Regions from separate parts of the Homo sapiens genome. Here region 2 is linked to region 1. Evidence: read pairs that join two places in POLR2A ChIA-PET (ENCODE). Cell type or tissue: PC-3. All regions are shown on one strand.

Region 1 (2,500 bases):
CCATCCTGGCCAACACAGTGTCTCTACTAAAAATACCAAAAATTAGCCCCGTGTGGTGGCGGCGCCTGTAATCCTGCTACTCGAGAGGCTGAGGCAGGAGAATCACTTGAACCTGGGAGGTGGAGGTTGCAGTAAGCCGAGATTGTGCCACTGCGCTCCAGCCTGGGTGACAAGAGTGAGACTCTGTCTCAAAAAAAAAAAAAAAGAAAAAAGAAGATGATCTGAATAGCATTGCAGCAGTGAAGGTGCTCCAGACACACAGGCCCACCCAGCAGGAAACACTGTTCCATAATATTTCATAACAAGATAAAAGATACTCAGAAGATGACGGAAGCTGTGAAAGAACAGCATAAATCAGAAATAGAAAAGCCCAGGCCAGGCTCAGCGGCTCACAACTGTAATCCCACCTACTTGGGAGGCTGAGGCATGAGAATCACCTGAACCTGGGTGGTGGAGGTTGCAGTGAGCCAAGATCGTGCCACTGCACTCCAGCCTGGGCGATAGAGCAAGACTCAGTCTAAAAAAAAAAAAGCCCAGAAATGTGGTAATCAGACAAAAGGAGGTTGTAAAAAATTGCCTGTGGAGCTCAGAAATGAATTATAAGGAAAAAACAATGTTTTTAATGAAGACTAAACTATAAGAAGTGTACAAGTGAGTAGACACCATGGAAAGTGCAGTATTTGGAAACAGATGACAGAAAAGAAAAAAGCAAACAGAGATGAAAAGGCGTTCTGACAAATTGAATATGGCAAAGAAGACTGAACTTACATACAGCTGATGAAGAGGCATTTTGACTTGGGCCAGGCGCGGTGGCTCATGCCTATAATCCCAGCACTTTGGGAGGCTGAGGAGGGTGGATCACCTGAGGTCAGGAGTTCGAGACCAGCCTGACCAACATGGTGAAACCCTGTCTCTATTAAAAATACAAAAATTAGCCAGGCGTGGTGTCAGGTGCCTGTAATCTCAGCTACTCGGGAGACTGAGGCAGGAGAATTGCTTGAACCCGGGAGGCGGAGGTTGTGGTGAGCTGAGATCGTGCCACTGCACTCCATCCTGGGGGACAAGAGCAAAACTCCATCTCAAAAAAAAAAAGAAAGGAAAGGCGTTCTGACAATTGAATATAGGCAAAGAAGATCCAACTTACACACAGCTGGAGTCCCTGTTTCCATCATCTGTTGCTGCGTGACAGATCTCCCCAAACTTGAGGTCCCCATTCATCACCCCTTGTGTTTCTGTGGGTTGGCTGCGTGATTCTGCTTTTCTGACCGAGGTGCCCTCAGGTGGTCACAGCCCCGTAACATCTAGAAACCTCTGATGGTCCGCGTGGCCTTCCATGTCCGGCAGTTCATCCCAACTGTCAGCTGGGGCTCCTTAGTTCTCCTGCATGTGTGTCATCCAGGAGGCCTAGCATGTGCCTGTAGTCCCAGCTCCTTGGAAGGCTGAGGCTGGAGGATCACTTGAGCCCAGGAGTTGGGTGCTGCAGCGAGCCATGATCATGCCAGCACGCTCCAGCCTGGGCAACAGAGTGAGACCCCATCTGTTAAAAAAAAGAGAGAGGCCGGGCACAGTGGCTCACACCTGTAATCCCAGCATTTTGGAAGGCCGAGGGGCAGATTACCTGAGGTCAGGAGTTCGAGACCAGCCTGGCCAACATGGTGAAACCCCGTCTCTACTAAAAATACAAAAATTAGCTGGGCATCGGGGCGGGCGCCTGTAATCCCAGCTACTCGGGAGGCTGGGGCAGGAGAATCGCTTGAACCCGGGAGGCAGAGGTTGCAACGAGCCAAGATCACGCCACTCCACTCCAGCCTGGGCGAGAGAGCGAGACTCCATCTCAAAAAAAAAAAAAAAAGAGAGAAAGACAAGGAAGTGGGGAGGAGAATAAGGGGGAAGGGACCCCATGAGTACAGACCAGGAACGAATGAGTTCTGCACCCCTCTCTCACCTCCCCCAGGTGCTGACCCCAACCCTTCAGAGCCCTGCTCCCCCTGCCCCGGCTCCTCCTGCCCCGTCCCCCATGCCTTGCCATTCTCCTTCAGCCTGGCTGCCCTGTCCCCCATGCCTTGCTGGTGCCCCTCAGCCTGGCTGCCTTGCTGGGCCGCCGTGCATGAAGAGCTGCTTCTTGGTGGCTCCCTGCTGGCCGGACCCGTCCCTCCCAAGCTGAGCCACCAGCGCGTTGAGTAGCAGCCCTGTTTCATAGCATATCTCCCCTTCTGTGCAAAATAGTCACTGGAACGGGGAGTTTCATTTGGCATAACGTAAAGTACACATTCCGGATTTAAGGTTCCCAGGAGAAATAGAAGTAGCAACTCCCACAGTCTCCACAGGCTGAAAGGGAAGGCGTCTCCCTGCTGTGGACTTGCCACATCGTGCTCCAGCAGCCACTTCTTCCTAACCCCTCCCTGTTTACCCCCCAGATTTTTCCTCTGTTCCGTGCGCTAGGTGCAAACGGCCTCCTCATTGAGTATGAAGACATGTTTCCCTACGAGGGCCCTCTGAG
Region 2 (2,500 bases), 200 kb after region 1:
CAGAACCACAAATTCAATTTAAAGATTTTTCATTGTAAATAAAGAGTATGAGAGGGCTAAGCAAAGCTACCTCGCATGAGACCTCCTCATAATCAAGACATCTGCTGAACAACTTTACCAACTGTCCATCCATCATGGTACGCGCTACCGAAAATGCAATGCAAAATTAACGACTTTACCAACTGTCCGTCCGTCAGGGTACACGCCACCGAAAATGCAATGCAAAATTATAAAATTTAAAAGCTGCTCCATCAGCAACAGCGTAAAAATATTAAAAAACGGAGGAATAAGTTAACAGATGTACAAGACCTATCCATGGACTGTAACATCTTGCAAAGGAAGACCACAGAAGATCTGAGAGAGAGCTGGTCTTGTGATCGTGGGCTGGAAGATTGGCTATTACTATCTAACTCATCTACAGTCAGTGTGATCACAGCTAACCTCTCAGAAAGGGTTCTTGAAGAAAGACAAGCTGATACTAAGAATTATAAGGAAAAATAAAGGCACTGGAACAGCCCAAATTTTTTATTTTTTTGAGACGGAGCCTGGCCCTGTCACCCAGGCTGGAGTGTACAGTGGCGTGATCTCGGCTCACTGCAAGCTCCGCCTCCCAGGTTCACGCCGTTCTCCTGCCTCAGCCTCCCGAGTAGCTGGGACTACAGCCACCTGCCACCATGTCCAGCTAATTTTTTGTATTTTTAGTAGAGATGGGATTTCACCATATTAGCCAGGATGGTCTCAATCTCCTGACCTTGTGATCCACCTGCCTTGGCCTCCCACAGTGCTGCGATTACAGGCATGACCAAAAATTTTTTTTTTTTTTGTAAAGTAAGAAGATTGCAAGACTTATATTACCTAATTTCAGATTTACTTTAAACCTCTTATCAAGGCAGGATGGTACTGGGATAAAGACAGAAACACAGATCAATGGAAGAGAACAAAAAGTCCAGAAAAAAAACCTTGTATTTATTTAATCAAAACAAAGGTACCAAGCTTAGATATCCACATAGAACAGAAAGGAACCCAGGCGTGTGCCTCACTCTGAATACAAAATGTACTTGAAATGGATCGAAGATTTAACTTTAGATGAAAAGCTACCAAATGTGTAGAAGAAAACATAAAAGAAATCTTTTAGCAATACTTGCAAAAGTGTGCCAGGGAAAAGGCTAAATCTACAACATATAAAGAATTCTTACGGCCGGGCACAGTGGCTCACGCCTGTAATCCCAGCACTTTGGGAGGCCAAGGAAGGCGGATCACCTGAGGTCAGGAGTTTGAGACCAGCCAACATAATGAAACCCCGTCTCTACTAAAAATACAGAAATTATCCAGGCGTGGTGGCGGGTGCCTGTAATCCCAGCTACTTGGGGGACTGAGGCAGGAGAATCGCTTGAACCCAGGAGGCGGAGGTTGCAGTAAGCTGAGATCGCACCACTGCACTCCAGCCTGGGCAACAGAGCGAGACTCTATCTCCAAAAAAAAAAAAAAAACAAACAAAAAAAATGGGGCTGGGCGCGGTGGCTCACGCCTGTAATCCCAGCACTTTGGGAGGCCGAGGCAGGTGGATCACGAGGTCAGGAGATCAAGACCAGCCTGGCCAACATGGTAAAACCCCGTCTCTACTAAAAATACAAAAATTAGCCAGGCATGGTGGTGTGCCTGTAGTCCCAGCTACTCAGGAGGCTGAGGTGGGAGAACTGCTTGAACCTGGGAGGCAGAGGCTGCAGTGAGCCGAGATCATGCCACTGCACTCCAGCTTGGGCAACAGAGGAAGACCCCATCTCATATTAAAAAAAAAAAAAAAAAATTCTTACATCTCATTATAAGATAAACAACCGGCTAAAAAATGGGCAAAACATCTGGGGCACTTCCCAAAAGATCTCGAAAGGGAAGAACCACAGGGAAAGATGTCGCCACCGCCAGTCCTCAGAGAAATGCAAACCAAAACCACAAGGAGATGCCGTTACCAGTGAGATATCATCACACACGCACGGAACGGCTACAGCTAGAAAGACCGACAATGCTGGAACACTCATAAATCATGGATGAGACGCAAGGGGACACAGCCACTCTGGAAAATAAACGGCCGCATTTTATAGTCAGACACAACCACAACATGGTTGTGACCGGGCAGTCGAACCCTCAGGATCGACCCAAGAGACATGAAACTACCCACACAAAGGCTGCTATGGGAACATGCACGACACTCCTCCTTCCTAATAGCCAAAACACGGCCGAAGGGACCAACAAAGTAACACACATACACACACACAGAGGACAAATACATGTAAAAAAACAAAACCTGAGGGTTGAGTGGGGAGGGGACTGTCCCAAGAAAGTTTTCCAGGAGAAGAGACTGTTCTTTTTTTCTTTAGTCTCACTCTGTCGCCCAGGCGGGAGTGCAGTGGCACAATCTCGGCTCACCGCAAGCTCCGCCTCCCGGGTTCAAGCAATTCTCCTGCCTCAGCCTCCCAAGTAGCTGGGACTATGGGCACCCGCC

Evidence for each region. ChIA-PET counts read pairs that join two places held together with the same protein. Peaks named below come from ENCODE experiments on the same cell type or tissue, not always from the same donor. Only the 100,000 strongest peaks of a DNase experiment are listed, where the experiment ranks them.
Region 2: POLR2A ChIA-PET joins it to region 1 with 11 read pairs; 3 of 35 experiments call an interaction of 5 or more read pairs at or near these places.

What each region holds. Positions count from the first base shown.
Region 1 is chr17:82,421,977-82,424,476 of GRCh38, forward strand. HEXD (hexosaminidase D) reads left to right here. Exons shown (of 13, transcript NM_001330542.2): 3 at 2,418-2,500. Among named protein-coding and RNA genes, the nearest start is that of HEXD-IT1, 2.1 kb to the right of the region's middle. RefSeq lists an enhancer at 2,007-2,500. In PC-3, no CTCF peak of the experiment used is centred here; no DNase peak of the experiment used is centred here.
Region 2 is chr17:82,621,914-82,624,413 of GRCh38, forward strand. All of the region lies in intron 5 of WDR45B (WD repeat domain 45B), which reads right to left. Among named protein-coding and RNA genes, the nearest start is that of WDR45B, 25 kb to the right of the region's middle. In PC-3, no CTCF peak of the experiment used is centred here; no DNase peak of the experiment used is centred here.